Regions from separate parts of the Homo sapiens genome. Here region 1 is linked to region 2. Evidence: chromatin loops called from intact Hi-C (ENCODE). Cell type or tissue: PC-9. All regions are shown on one strand.

Region 1 (8,000 bases), 120 kb after region 2:
CTTGTCTCAGATGTGTGTTCTTGGCCTCACTACCTGTTTGCCAAACTCCTTTCACCTGGATCTAGGGCTCAGGTTTTAAACTTGGCAATGTCAGCCACAGGCCCTACTCCTTCGTTCATTCATTCATTCATTCACTCACTCAGAGAACTTTTATGAAATTCATTATGTGCCAAGCATTATGGTGGGCACTAGGAATAGAGAGAAAAGCAAGTCAAGAATTTTACCCCTAAATAGCATCTTAAGCTCATTTGTAACCTCGTCAGGTACAGTGTGTTTTATCCATGATTTCCTCCACGGAAATGTTTCTTTGTGGTTACCTTAGGGCAATTGCTATGGAACTTTTGCCTGAGGTTCTTGAAAACTCCCTGAGAGACAAGAGTTTGAGCTGGAATGGACACCACAGTTCCTGGCTCAGGAAGCTCATGTTGAGCTGGGAAGGCAATAGTGATACACAAGCATCAATTACAGCACCAGGAAAGCTGGATAATTCAATCCAATTAGGAACTAACTTATTGGGTGAGGCCCTGCTCCAGAAAGAGAGTCAAGAAGCTTCCAGTCCTCAGGTGGATTTCTAAGCAAATCTCCATCTTTCTAAAAGACTGCATTCAGCAATCTCTGAAGCTCAAATACGATTATAAAACTCCCACTTTGGAGTCATGGCTATTGGAAGTAGATTTCAAAGACTGGAGGTTTAGGCAAAACCCCAGCAGCCTAATACACATGAGTTTGCAGTTTTACAATGTGGTCAATATTCCATTTTTCTAGCTCCCTTGCCTTGTCCCACAGCTGTCTGTGGTTCTATTTCAGCATCCACCACAGCCTGTCTGGTGGAATTGTTACTTGTGTACCTTTCTCCCACCTGGCTGACCTGTGCAATCCTTGACAGCAAGGAGGGACAGAAGTTCTGCTCTGTAGAAACAACTCTAGAAAACACTGACATAGTGCTTACCTTGCATATATTTATCCTATCCTCATGACAGTCCATGGTATTATTATAGTATACCCATTTCAAAGTTGAGAAAACTGAGTCACCAAAAGTTTAAATAACTTGGCTGTGGCATTTGCATAGGGGCAGAGCTAGGATTTCAAACAGGCAACTGGATTTTGAAGTTCTTGCTCTTAACCATGGTGCTATCATATTTATCTTTAGGCACTCAATACAAGTGTGTGGGATTAAATGAAAGTTAACAGAGGAGATCCCTATAGCAAATACTCATAGCAGAAGTTCACGATCCTCCCTTCTGCTGACTGTTCACTAGGTTCTAAATGCCAGAAAGAGAGGCAGTTCAGGAATAGGAAATTGGAGGTGAGGTTCCAGGAAAAGGAGAGAGAAGTCTCTTTAATTGAACTCTTTCCTGAGGTCTTTTTGATGCCTGTTGCGGAAAGTCATGACACTGGAAGCCCACCAGGTCTAATATTTTTATATTGTCTGCAAAACTCTGACCTTGTGCAGGGCCATCAATTTTCTATAATGCAGTGCAATGTTTTAAAATCATAGTCACAGGATCTTTGACATTCCCTCCAGGAGAAGTGGAGTCTCTGTGCACTCTCTTTGAATCTGTAGTTGGAAGAGGAGCCTAATGACTTCTTTGACCTAAGGATTGGGGTGGAAATGACACTATGTGACTTCTGAGGCTCAACCATAAAGCCATACAGCTTCCACCTTCGTGGCTAGGAACACGTGTTCTTGGAACCCTCCACCTCCATGCAAGAAGTTTCACTGTGCTGAGACCACCATGCTGGAGAGGCCACATGTCAACGCTATGATCAACAACCCCAGCTAAGCCCATCTTTCAGCTGGCCAGAGGCCACCCTGTAAATGGATATGCCAGCCCTGGCTCTTTCAGCCCCGGCTCTTTCAGCCCCAGCTCCAGCCATTTGAATCAAGCCAGAAGAGCCATCCATACAGCTTCCTGTCCCACGGAGCCGGTGAGCATCATAAATGCTGTTGTTTTATGCTCTTAAGGTTGGGGGTGGCTGGTTATGCCATCAATAACCAGAATATTTGGGAGCAGCCTTACACATTTGGTAGGATTGGATGAGAAAACACGGAAACAAATTTAATTTGGGGCCTGACTGTATTGCAATTTTTTCAAAGATTGTCTTGACCCAGTTTGAGACCCGGTTAGAGGCAGGTCCATTCTTCTTCCTGAAACTGATTACGTCCACACCCCCAACCACCTCCCTGATGGGGCTCTCACACTCAGGGTCACTCTTCCTCTGTTCTGATCACCCCAGGGCCAGGTACCAGAAAACAAGGGACAGCCTCAACTCCCTACAGTCCACTGAAATTATTCAAACTAGTCAATCCTAAACTGGCTGCCCCCCCGTTTCCTTCCGGTAGAAACTACTTGCCCTCCACTTCCCGAGCAACCTTCGGTGCTAGGCTGTGTTCTCCCCAGGAAGCTGTGAGTAACAACACTGAAAACTCTTCCTGGTTCCCCCTTTCCATCTGCACTGGCCTCACCACACTCCACCCAAGGGAATGTGGTTTAAACAGTGACATCGAGTGTGTCATTCATCTGGGTCACCTTCTTCACCTTTGCCCCTTCCTTTCATGTCCTAATTTTTTATCATTAAGAAGCAGCACATTTCTGAAAAGGCAAACATAATCAACCTGGCTGCAAGACAGACTAGGAGAAGAGTGAAGGTGTGTTGGTTTGCGGACTTTGGGAAGCACAGTGATGGGGCAGGGGCAGGCAGGGAGACCACAAGCAGATGATCTGTGGGTCCCTAATGGACCAGTGGCCCTGTCCTGCATGCTGTGGTGAGGGATAAACCATCCATAAAACTGTTTCCTTGGCCAGGTGCAGTGGCTCACACCTGTAATCCCAGCACTTTGGGAGGCTGAGGTGGGTGGATCACTTGAGGTCAGGAGTTTGAGACCAGCCTGGCCAACATGGTGAAACCCCATCTCTACTAAAAATACAAAAATTAGCCAGGCATGGTGGTGCATGCCTGTAATCCCAGCTACTCGGGGGCCTGAGGAAGAAGAATCGCTTCAACTTGGGAGGCGGAGATTACAGTGAGCCAAGATCACGCCACTGCACTCCAACCTGGGCAACAGAGACAGACTCCATCTCAAAATGAACAAACAAACAAAAACTTTTCCTTGACATCGTGAGTGTTATCCAATGCTCTAGTCGTTTACCGTATGGACTAGCATCTTGCCTCTGTGCATACTCACAAAATTACATAACACATGCACCCGGTTCAGTAAACATCCTGTGATTAAAACCTGGAAGTCTGATATTGCAGAGCCACCTGCAGACATGCTTCTCAAACTCCAGTGCACTCTGAGTTCCCCAGGGATCTCACTGAAGTGCAGATTCAGAGTCAGCAGCTCTGGGGCGGATCTGATGAGATTCTGCACAGCACCCAAGCTCCCAGGTGATGCCAGGGCTGCTGGTCCAAGACCACACTTTGAAGAGTGAGGACTTGCCAACCTTCAAGACCCAGTGCATCAGAACCCAGGATCCTGGGAAGTCTTTTGGGTCTATTCCCCGTGAGCAGGGTGGTTCCAGCTCTGAGGAAAACTTTCCATCACCCCAGAGAGTCCTGTGGCCACTTGAACGTGAACGGGTCTGACCAGCTCCTTTTCTCCCTGTCCTCCACCCCAACAAAATAAGATGATGGAGACCTTGAGTGCTAGGCCCTGCTTCTTTTTTCTTTTCTTTTCTTTTTTTTTTGTTTTTTGTTTTTTGTTGTGTTTTGTTTTTTGTTTTTTGAGACAGAGTTTCACTCTGTCGCCCAGGCTGGAATGCAGTGGTGCAATCTCGACTCATTGCAACCTCTGCCTCCCGGATTCAAGAGATTCTCCTGCCTCACCCTCCTGAGTAGCTGGGACTAGAGGCACCTGCCACCATGCCTGGCTAATTTTTGTATTTTTCGTAGAGACGGGGTTTCACCAGGATGGTCTTTAGTAGAGTGGGGCTGGCCAGGCTGGTCTTGAACTCCTGACCCCAGGTGATCCCCCTGCTTCAGCCTCCCAAAGTGCTGGGATTACAGGTGTGAGCCACCACGTCCAGCCTAGGCCCTGTTTCTATGCGACCCTGCCACAGGGATATAGGGCCCCAACTTCTTCCCTTGTGCCCATCTAATGCTTCCTTTCCAGCCTGTCTCCTCAGCTTTCTCCCCCCGCGCCCCCAGCCCTGTGGTCTCCCTGACTGATTGGTTCACACACCCAGCCCCACCCTCACCACTAACACACCCAGTCCGGGAAGTGTGAATATTTCTAGACTGATGTCATTATCTCCCGAGAAGTTCATTCCCTGGAGGCTTCTACCTTCACCAGGGAAACGTTTAGTGAGGAGGCAGCTGAGGAAAGAAGGCATCTTTGCTTTTTAAAATCCAAGTAAAGAAAATGTTAGAAATGTATAAAGAATGCAAGTGAAGGACGAAGTGGCAAGGACTCCAAATCCCCCACAAAATGTCTGCATTTCTTTATTCCCTGAGACTCCTGGAAGTCATTTTCCATTTTTTACAGAGTTTAGAGCTAGTTATTATTATGCAAATCTGAGGTGTGCCAATTCGCCTCCACCCCACTGCCTGTGATGCTTGGTAGATTTGGAACACGGGATACAGAAAAGAATGTGTCTGGACTCTAAGAGAAGGATTGTCAGGTAGCTGTTAGTGTTTAAGGCAGGGGTCCCCAGCTATCCTCGTAGAATTATGATCACCCAATGGGTTCTTTTTGCCTGCTGTACAGATAAGCCCAATTCACTGAGACAGTATTAGTACAGTAGAGAAAGAGTTTAATTATTGCAAGGCAACTGACAGGAAGGATAGGAGTTATTACCCTAATCTATCTCCCCCAAAATTTGAAGTCTAGGGTTTTTTAAAGGACAATTTAGTAGGCAAGGAGCTAGGGAATGGGGAATGCTGATTGGTTGGGTTAGGAATGAAATCATCGGGAGTCAAATTGGCTTCTTGCTGTCTTCAGTTCCTGGATAGAATCACAAAACTAATTAAGCCAGTTTATCAGACTGTGTGATACCAGCAGGTCCATCAGAATGCAGGGTCTTAAAAATACCTTGAACACCAGTCTTAGGTTTTACAATAGTAATGTTATCGATAGGAGCCATTGGGGAGGTTAGAAATCTTGCAGCTTCTGTCTGCATGACTCCTGAGCCGTAATTTTAACCTAGTGACTAATTTGTTAATTTTACAAAGGTAATCTCAGTCCCCAAGCAAGGAGGGGGTAGTGTGGGAAAGGGTTATTATCATCTCTGCTTTAAGGTTAAACTATAAACTAAATTCCTCTTAATGTTAGCTTGGCTTATGCCCAGGAATGAACAAGGACAGCTGAGAGGATAGAAGCAAGATGGAGTCAGCTATGTCAGATTTCTCTTACTGTCCTCATTTTTCTATGTTAGATTTTCTTATTATGATAACTTTTGCCAAGATAGTTTCAGAATTGAGGGGCTAATGCCAACAAATATGAAATTCTCCTGGTTCACCGAGAAGGCTGTGGCTAAGAGGGCTTGGAAAAATGATTTAAAGAAGCATCTTCAGATAAACCCTGTTGAATTTACTCCATCCCACGTCCAATGAGCACTTTCTACAAGCTTTCTGATTCTCTCCCCTAGGAGATGGTCAATGCCTCAGGTGGCTGGATTTGATCTTGCGTTTCTGAAATTGTCCTCACAGGTTTAATAAGAATTACATGCCAGGTTCTGAAATATAGTTATAATTAAGCATTAATCAGGCCACATTTTGTGGCCCACTTCCTTGTAACCAAAAGTCACATCGCACTAAGGACTGACCATTTGCATCCGTATTGTTTCTATAGGTAGGATGAATTGCTTAAGATGTTCTTCAGAACCTGAATTCCCTGGAAAGGCTGATGCCAACCAGTTTGAAGACCCCAACAGAGGGACTGAATCAGCTTGAGAATGTAGTTTCTTTGTCACCCTGACCCATGATTTCACCCTGCATTCTTTGACCAATTCACAATTCTCACACCTTAGCCCATTTCAAAACCCTTAAAGTACCTAGCCCCAAACTCCTCAGGGAGGCAAATTTGAGGTTTCCTCTCATTAACCTACTATTAAAACACTTTTGTTGTTGTTGTTCAGAGTCTCGCTCTGTCACCCAGGCTAGAGTGCAGTGGCATGATCTTTGCCCAGTGCAACCTTTGCCTCCTGGGTTCAAGTGATTCTCCTGCCTTAGTCTCCCAAGTAGCTGGGACTACAGGTGCACACCACTACACCTGGCTAATTTTTTTCGTATTTTTAGTAGAGAAAGGGCTTTGCCATGTTCCCCAGGTTGGTCTCGAACTCCTGACCTCAATAATCTGCCTTCCTCGCCTCCCGAAGTGCCAGATTACAGGTGTGAGCCACCGCGCCCATCCTAAAACACTTTCTCTGCTGCAACCCTCGGTGTCAGTGTATTGACTTGCTATGCAACAGGCAATGTCCTATTATGGCCACATTTCCTATACTCCCTGCTGCAGTGGTTCTCAAACGTGGTCATAAGGCAGAGCTCCTGGTGTCAAAGTTTAATTGTAAGTAAAAACTTTTAAAAATTAATTCAGATACCCTAATCATCTAATCTCAAATTGCCACCCTACCATAATCACATTGCCCTATTTCAATTCTCCACAAAGAGCTTCACTGGCAGATATTTTTCGTGTTCATGTATGTGTGCATTTATTGTCTGCTTCACAGGCACACAGATTCTCTTTTTTATGTAACTCAGTTTTCTCTTCTTTGTCTTCGCTGCAACACAATCTCCACCCCTCCTCGCCAGCCCCCCAAGGCAGAGCTGTTGGAACCACATATTGCTTTGCCACTAATTACTCTAATTACTTTGCACTTCATTTGCATATGAATTTCCTGTAGGATCATTATCGTAAGGTTACAGCATCATTTCCTGGGCAATCCAGGTGGCCTTTGGCCAACGGGCCTTAACTCTACTTGGTCAAACTCTAATAGCGTTCTTAGTTCTCCCTAATCCTCCAACTGGAAGGGCACAAAACATTCTAGAGTTCATCGTTTCCCATCTATGCCTGTGTCAGCCTGCATCAAGCCACATGTTCTTTCCTAAAGCCACTGCCTCAACTCACTTTAGTTTTACTAATTCGCCATGATATTTTCCTTCTTCCAGTGCAATGGATTCCACTTCCAAGCAATACTGCCCACTCAACAACATGCAGCACTGGGGAAAGCGGGATAGTGACTTGAACTCTGAAGTTGGAAACAGACAAAAGAAAAGAAAGAGGAAGAGAGTAAAATAGATTGACTATGAATTATTTCCCGGTTCCCCTAAGGCTCTTTCAGTTGTGACAGGAAGTGACTCAAACTGGCTTAAGCATGTGGAGAGGAGGTCATTATAAGTGTGCCTCATGGAACCCAACCAAGAGCGAAAAGGACCCTAATCCTCCCCCTGAGGGCTAGGACGCAGTACACAAACACCATCCTCATGCCTCATTTACTCCTCTCTCTGTTTCTCTCTTCCCAGGTTTCTCTGCTTCCCTACACAGATCGAGCAGCTAAGCAGCTCCACAACCTTTAGCATTGCACATGTGCACAGCACAGAGGCTAAACAGAGACTCCTGAGCCCCAGTTCTAAATATCTGGGGAAAGTAACTTTACAGTCCTGTTTTCCACCAGCCGTGGCAAGGCAAGCAGTCCCCGGGAGGTGGAGTGAGGCTGGCCAGATCTCAAAAGCCCTGATGCACTTGTCCTGAATCAAAGGCACAGATAGGTGCTCTCAGCTTCCCCTCTCCTCACATCTCTATTACCACCACTTCCTTCCCTGTCTTTCATTTTCTGTTTATTTCGTTCAGTCTCTTGTTTCCATCCTCCTAAATAACAGGGCGGAAGGTTATTTAGAAAACAGTTGACCTCATGCAGTGCAGCCTCACTGCTTGGCGACTTTCTGTATTGAAGCATACACATTTGGTGCTTACGGTTTCATCTGTAAAAATGCCAGTAGGACCTAGGCTGGCTGTGACAGGAAGCCACACCTCCCCCTTCCTCTACTTCTTTGCTCTTGTA
Region 2 (8,000 bases):
CTCTATCAGTTTTGAGATTCCACGTATTTTCTCGGACTATAAGGCCTATGTACACTTTTGAGGCTATTTAGAGAACTGGCAACAAGTTCTTTCCATGAAGTGTGCAAGAAGAAATTGGTGAACAGAAGTTGTAACTAAAGATTTGGGGCAGGAAGAAAAAGAAACATTTAGCCTTGGAAGTACACATCAAATTATTCAGGATGCAAATACAGCTTAATGGTAGTATCCAAGGCAACTCTGGAGCAAGACTTCATAATTGCTGAATTCAACCAGGGTTCAATGAGGAGTTAAACACCAACCTATCCAAGTAAAAAAAAAAAATGGGGTAGCCAACCAGATAATCTCCCTCAACTCCACACTCACCCATGCATCATTCAGTTTCATCTTAGTCTCAGGGAGTCCCTGCCTCCTCCCATCTCTGCCCTGTAACACGCACACACATGCACTATCATTTTTTTTGCATATTACAGTCAATCAATAAATCTACTGTATTTAGAATTACAGGGTTGTAAAGCTAGAAGAGATCTTGGGTATCATCTTAGTCAAACTCTCCCATTTTACAAATGATGGAACTGAGGCGCAAAAATCATTAGTGACCTGCTCAGAGTCAAATTTGAACTACTCAGTTGTAGACCTCAGAGGAGAACTTAAGGTACCATACTCCAGTGTTCTTTTCAGTCTACTGTATTGCATTGTTAATTCAAGAACACAATGAACACCCAGCGTGAGCACATGATGAGAGCCTGTGTCTACAAAAAATACAAAAATTAGCCAGATATAGTGGTTCACACCTGTAGTCCCAGCTACTTGAGAGGCTGAGGTGGGAAGATCACTTGAGCACGGGAAGTCGAGGCTGCTGTGAGCCATGATCACACCACTGTACTCTAGTCTGGGCAACAAAGCAAGACCCTGTCTCAAAAAAAAGGAAGAAAAAAGAATACAATGAACAGGTTTTCTTTTGAAGTGACGGAAATGTTTTGGATCTAAATGTGTTAGTTGCGCAACAATATAAATGTACTAAATGCCACCAAATTGTATACTTTAAAATGGTTCAATTTACGTTCCGTGAATGTTCATGCTGATAGAAAAAATCATTACAAAAAGAATATGATGAGAATTAATTATGTCAGAACCCATTATTAATTGTACACAAATAAGTCCACCTGAACAGCATTAACCCCTAAGGCCAACGTTACTAATTCAGTCCCCCAAAATCATGGTGGTCTGCTGCACGACACTGGGTAAATAAGGCTCAATGTGTTGGCTTTCATCTCTTCATTTTAAGCCCAGCACTGTTGTTTCCACGGTACTGTAATGTCAGGGAATTATATTTAAGCCATTCTTAACTCCTCCAGCCCACATTGATCTTTCCCTTCTCTGAAACTCCAGCACTTATAACCTAAACTAGATGATTTAGAACTTAATTACGTTCTATCTTGTGCAGTTCTTTAATTGTTTGATGTAGGATAATCTTGTCTTACGATAAGACTGTAAGAACTTTGAAGTTAGAGACTCTTGTGTTAAATTTATTTATTAATGCATTCATTCATGAATACATCTAAAACCACTTTTCACCACCTATTGTGTGCCAGGTGCTTAGAGAACAAGACACATCACCCAACAACAAGGAGCTTGGTGTCTGTGAAATCTCCTCTGTGCCTGGCATGATGAAGGAGCATGGTACTTCAGCATCCAGCCTTAAAACTGAAAGACTTTGTCTCACTACAGATTCTCTTTTCTTGGGTTCCCTATTTCAGGTCTCAGTGAGAACATCAACTTTCCTTCTCAATCGCTTTTCCATGGCCCTTCTTTTCTTCATTCCCTCTGATGCTCCCTGGTGGGAGCTTTGCAGGAGCTTTCAGACAGATCTCCCTGCTTGTCCACCCACTGCTAACTCCACCTCCCTATTGCAACAAGAAAGATCTTTCTCAAACTGTGCTGTGAGTCTATCACTCCCTTATTATAAAACTTCCCACTGGTTTCTCTGTGTGCTTAAGAGAGATGAAGCCCAACCCTCTGTCAGGCTTGCAACACCCTTTGTTTTTGCACCCTTCTGATTTATCCAGCCTCATCTTTCCCTGTTTCCCCCATCATCCATCATCCAAGCTCCAGCCATCCTAAACTTTCTGCAGTTCCTCATCCTATGCCCAGCCTCTGATCCTTTGCACATGTTCTTCCTTCTTCCTGCAGCGCCTTCCTTTCTCCCCTATCTCCTCTGCCTGCTAACTAACTCCAGCTCATTTTATTGGTTTTAGCTTGGACATCACTTCTTGCTCACTGGCCTCTCTCAGGAGCTCGGAAGTCCTTCTGCATTTTCAGCTTCCCATGCCAACACCTTTATCATACTGCATTAGAATGTTCTGTTTCCTTGTCCATATCTCCTTTCATCTTCTATACCAATTGTTCCATGAGGGCAAGGACTAGGTCAGCTCGTTTATGGCTGTCATCCCACAGTCTAGCATATAATAGATGCCCAGTGAACATCTGTTGAAGTAACTGAATTTGATTATATTGAAGATATGATTGCACTAAAGAAAAAAGATACTAATTGTGTCAGAAGCATTTTGAACCAGTGTGACTCCATCTTGTATAGGGGCTGGGTGAAATAAGGCTGAGACCTACTGGACTGCATTCCCAGGAGATTAGGCATTCTAAGTCACAGGATAAGATAGGAGGTTGGCAGTGAGGGTGACCAGAGGTCACTTTCATCACCATCTTGGTTTTGGTGGGCTTTGGCCAGCATCTTTACCACATCCTGTTTTATTAGCAGGGTCTTTGTGACCTGTATTTTGTGCCAGCTCAGACTGCAGTGAAACTGCTGATTTTCCCTTACACGGTTGCCTGGTGGGTTGCAAGTGAGAAATCCAAGATCAGGCTCCAGGAGGGTGTGGTGGAAACCACAGAAAAAGCCTGGAGCCTTTGCACAGGCCAGGGAAGAGTGAGGAGGGGAAGGCACTGAGATTGGGGTGGAGTACCCAAGGAAAAGTCAAAGGTCAAAGTCCTCTCTTTCACTCTGTGATATCTAGTCCTGATCACTCACAGAAGTCTATTGAACTCAGTGACACTTTGTGCAGTGTCTGCCCTGCCCTCAGGTAATCATGGGAAAACCCCCAAATTCCCTCTCAGGTTTGGTATTTTATGGAATGCTAAATACCAAGGCTGAAGATTTTCGCATAGGATTGTAGGCAGGATAAAATTCTGAACTCAGGGTTCAGGACTCCCCTCATAGTACAGACCCTGGGGCAAAAGAATGTCACAGGACTCGCTCTTGGCACAAAGAAGGTTGATTTTCTTCATCATGAGAAGCTACACTTTGCCCAGTGCGGAGGAAAGGCTTGCAGACACTCCCTCGGCGCCTGCTGGTCCTGGCTAGGAGGAAGATGAGTCATTGTGCATTTTTCCCTGAGCTGGAGGCGGAGCTGACTGAGCAGTCCCAGCTCCCGCACAGCTTTCAGAAGGGGGACCTGCACACATCCTGCCAGCTTAGCCCCTTAATCACCTAAGGGATGTCTTAAGGTCTAGCTTGTTAATGCCCGCTCTTTCCTATTCCAAATTATTGCCTACCTCTGTTTTCTTGGTTTTGGTCCTGCAAAGTCAGGGGTTTGTCACCAAGGGACTGTCAGCAGGGAGTGTGGCCTCAGTGAGTTGCAGATTCACTTAGGGATGTCCCCAGCCCTCAGAAGTGAGATAAAGAGCAGCCCTAAGCGCTTCTCCTGCCGCTTCTCCACCTCCCCGACTAGTAAATTGCTCAGAGGAGAGATCAATGGGTCCGAGAGAAATTTCATTTCTCTTCCTCCCTCCGTGGGGTGTCTTTGCTGCCGCATCCTCCCGGCTGTAAATGCAATTCAGGAACTGGCTACAGTGAGCGGTGGGTGTGAGAGAAGGAACTCTCAGCATGAGCCAGAAGGGGTTTTCTTTTACCTTTGTCAGCATTGCACCTAATGATACCACGATGTGCCATTTTACATCACGGCATGTCAGAAATCAATGGGCCACCTGGGCGGTTGGCAGGTGGGGAGACAGAAACAGAGACCGCATCTTGGCAAGCTGGGGGAAAATGAAAGCTTGACTCGGCTGTGCCAGGGGCCAGGCCTTTTTGCTTTAAATCTCTCTTATCGTAGCCCCACAACACAGGAAGAAATGCTTATCTGCTTAATGCTTGCTTTCCCCCACCAAGTGGTAAACTGCAAGAGGATAGAGACTGTAAATAAATGAATGAATGAAAGAGATAGCAATGGGGAGAGATGTAGGACATGAGGGTCCAGTTCATTTCATGTCGTGTAAACAGAAATAATTATTTTAATTTTCAATATACTTACATGGCAACTAAACTTCTTACCATAAAAAATAAAGTGATATCTGTACAAAACATAAACCATTAAGTCCATGAATAATTCAGTCTGTCTTGGGATGATTTGTCTGTGCATTGGAAATTTGGATTAACTGCCTTCATGCCCAAACTGACTGCAATGGCTTTGTATTTTGATCTCATATACATGTTGCTTCTGGGTTAAGTAGATACATCTTGGATAGGACTGTTCATTCTCAGAAATAAACTCCTGATCTCAATCATTTAGAGAAAAACGCTTGGAGACGGTTCAGTCCTGCTCAAGAGTAGCCCTGCCACATCAAACTTCCAGGAATGCCAAGTGGGTCGGTATAAAGATTTGATCCTGTTGCGAATTGGAGCTGGTCCTGTACAAACAGTATGGCTAACTACTGCACAAGCCCACCAGACCACCACTGGTCTCCAAATCTCAGCTTTTCTCGGGCTCCTGCACACTCACCACACCATCTGCTCTTTCCTTCTGAGTTGAGTCACCTGCTGACCCGATGCATGGAGATTGGACCAAGTTCCCATGAATTATTTTCACCACGTGGTGAAAATATTTTCAGGAATGGGCACAACACTTTTTTGTGATTGTTCAGCTTCTTTGCACAGGGCATTTTGACAGATTTGTGGTTCTTTTTTTATCTGCTATATTTCTGCTCAAGAAAGAAACATTAAAACTGTCACATGGCCACTGAGTAGCAAAGAGCCCTCGTAGACTCCTTTTCTTCCTATCCAATCTTGCACCCTCACCCTCCTGCCAACCCCTTCCTGCCTCACCTCTCCTGGGGATGAACAATGGCATGGCCCTTGCAGAGGTGGTCAGGCACCCTTAGGGGGTTACCCAAATGAATCCCAAAGGTTCTACTTGCCCCATGTGCCAGCCATGGAGCCTGGACTCTTATTTTGAGATTCATTCCTCCATCACTGGTAGAGTTCAGGGTCTCTAGCATGGTTCTGTTATATCTTCCAGGGAACAGCTCAGCCACTTGCCTTCCAAAGTGACAGCCCATGGAGGAATGGGCATGAACTTTAGGGAGAATGGGTAATAAGAAAGAGGCTTGCCAGGAAGACCAGGGCTGTGGGCAGTGGTGGGGGGGCAGCTGGAAAAGAAAGAAGGCAACAGGTACTACAAGGAAGAATGGAAGAGTAGCCACAAGAGTGCCTTCCTCCTTCAGAGAGGACCACAGCATGCCTGGGGACAGGTCGCCTGAGCCCCAGGCGGTGGCCCAGCAGTTGACACTCCCTGGATCAGCTGGAAGAGTTCAAGTTCAAGGTTGTTATACAAACAAGCAGCTCCTGCTGCCTAGACTATCCCGCCTCCCATCAGTACTGCTCCTGAGCTCACCCCAGGATGACACAGACACACCTTTTAGATGCCACGTGTCACACCACTTCCTGTTTGGCTCAAGTTCCCTCCTTTATCCTCTTTGCCCTGAGATTTATTATTGTGCAGCGATCGCGTTGAATTGCATTCAAAATCAATTAGCACAGGTACTCAAAGATGAATGCTTAGGCTCTGAAGAAAGGTGATGAAAACATACCATTTAAATAGAAATCAATTTTCCTTTCATGTATTTCTTCCTTGCTGCTGCCCAAAATTAATAGTTTTTGGACATTTTTGTGTAAAGGGAAGACGTCTTTCACATAAACCATTTCCGCACTACCTCCTCTTGCCTCCCTTGGCTTCCACTGTAAGGCATATTCCCAGCTGGTAATATTACTGCATTAACTGTCTCCACGGTGATATTTAATGCAATGGTCATTTGAATAAGCTCAGCAGCACAAGGTGCTGGGTCAGCCTGGGAAAAAGGCCTTTGGACTTCTTGCATTGTGTCAACAGCAGGTAGATGGTTTGGGAGGCAGTCACTCCATTCCCACAACATCCAACATCAGGGCGGCTGACAACAATGTCCCCATGACATGCTCAGCCCTCTCTCTGCCTTCATCTTCATCAGAAATTCTGAGTGGAAAAATTAGATTCTCCATGAAGAGAGGCTGACAAAAAAGAGAAGTGAAGAAACTGTCACTCAGGGGAATCAGAACCTTTTTCAAATGTGGATATCAGAGCTGCTACAAATGGAGAAAGAGAGATAGAGAAGGAACTCTAGCAGTAAGGGTGAAGAAATGGTTAAGTTTGTGATAAATTAGCCCAGGAAGCCCTTCTCCAATTCCTCTTTGCTTCTTTCCTACTACTTCTCTCCTCCCCAGGAGCTAAGGCACTTACTGCATTCCAAGCATTCTGCCAAGTAGTTTGTGTATTTGGCCTCTCTTAAACTTCTCACCAACCAGGTGAGGAAGGGGCTGTGATAACACCTATTTTATAAATGAGGAAACTGAGGCACAGCGAGACAAAGTGACTTCGTTCAAGGTTATAATGGTTAATTTTATGTAACAATTTGACTAGGCCATGGGGTGCCTGGTTATTTGGTCAAGCATTAGTCTGGGTGTTTCTGGATAAGACTAACATTTGAATCTGTGGAGTGAGTAAATCAGATTGCGCTCCTGAATGGGGGTAATCCTCACCCAATCCTTTGAAAGCCTGAGTAGAATGAAATGCTAAGCAAGAGAGAATTTTTTCTCTACCTGACTGTCTTTGAGCACAGACCGAAGCACACTCTTCTGATTTCAGAGTCTGGCTGGGACTTGTAGCATCAGGTCGTCTCCTGGTTCTCGGATCTTGGAACTGCTCAGCCTCCATACTTGAGTCAATTCCTTGTAATAAAAATATATACTGGTTCTGTTTCTCTGGAGAATCCCAACTACCAGGAAAGTCATACAATTTGGACCCAGAAAATCTGATTCTGGATGGGTTCTCTAAAATGCCTGTTCTCTGCCTTTTGTTAAAGGCACAGACTTTGGAATTGTTATAGAATCCTACGGGGATTTGTTGAGGGGGTGGGGGGACATTTCCATGTTATCTCTAAGAAGCCCTAGGTCTTGGAACATGCTTAGAAAACCTCTCAGCATTCTGAGCTTCAGGGGAAGTTTTGTCCATACAAACTGTCAGGACAGGGATAAGACTACTGTGGGACGGGGGGAAGGGCCACAGCCAGTGGACACTTAAAATTGGCCTCTGGTGCCCACATGTAAGGCTGACATGGCCTCCATCCCTTTGGGGAGTACAGAGGAAATACTAGAATTTTCAGGCAGAAACCTGACATCCCTCTAGGGGAGCATCTGGATCCCTGGGACTGTCACCTTCTAGGGGAGCATCTGGATCCCTGGGAGTGTCACCTTCTAGGGGAGCATCTGGGCCCCTGGGAGTGTCACCAGCACTGCCTTCCTGGTGGTCACCCTCACAGACCAGAGACACAGCTCATAATCACCCTCAGCTCTTTGCCTTCAGTTGTAGACAAATCACAGCCTGGCTGAGGAAGAAAGAGCTGCCCGATCAGGGCACTTCAGTTTCTGGAGTCTGGTGAGGTATCCGACCAATATTCACCCAGTTAAATTTCCCTGGGGCTGAGGAGGTTGGATGTACCCTGTTATCTTCCCTTACTGTTTTAGAATCCAGTGTGGGAAGGAATCCATTACCAGGGAGGTCTGAATGTTCACTCTTCACTGAGCTTCAATTTATATTTTTTCTTTTGAAAAAGGAAAGGGCTTTCTTCAGTTGTTGTAGGCATGTTTCTATGCTAGAGCTTTAAATTGCGCTTCCTTAGTTCTG

The links. A loop is a pair of places that touch in the nucleus more often than their neighbours do. Peaks named below come from ENCODE experiments on the same cell type or tissue, not always from the same donor. Only the 100,000 strongest peaks of a DNase experiment are listed, where the experiment ranks them.
Region 1: it touches region 2 in a loop (19-fold over the local background); 2 of 110 quality-filtered maps call a loop at or near these places.

What each region holds. Positions count from the first base shown.
Region 1 is chr18:57,084,379-57,092,378 of GRCh38, reverse strand. No RefSeq gene overlaps it. Among named protein-coding and RNA genes, the nearest start is that of LINC-ROR, 16 kb to the right of the region's middle. In PC-9, no CTCF peak of the experiment used is centred here; a DNase peak (open chromatin) is centred at 4,228; H3K27ac peaks cover 1,144 bases.
Region 2 is chr18:57,205,878-57,213,877 of GRCh38, reverse strand. No RefSeq gene overlaps it. Among named protein-coding and RNA genes, the nearest start is that of LINC02565, 39 kb to the right of the region's middle. RefSeq lists enhancers at 3,802-3,911, 2,840-4,039. In PC-9, no CTCF peak of the experiment used is centred here; DNase peaks (open chromatin) are centred at 2,297, 2,657 and 3,277; H3K4me3 peaks cover 468 bases; H3K27ac peaks cover 3,306 bases.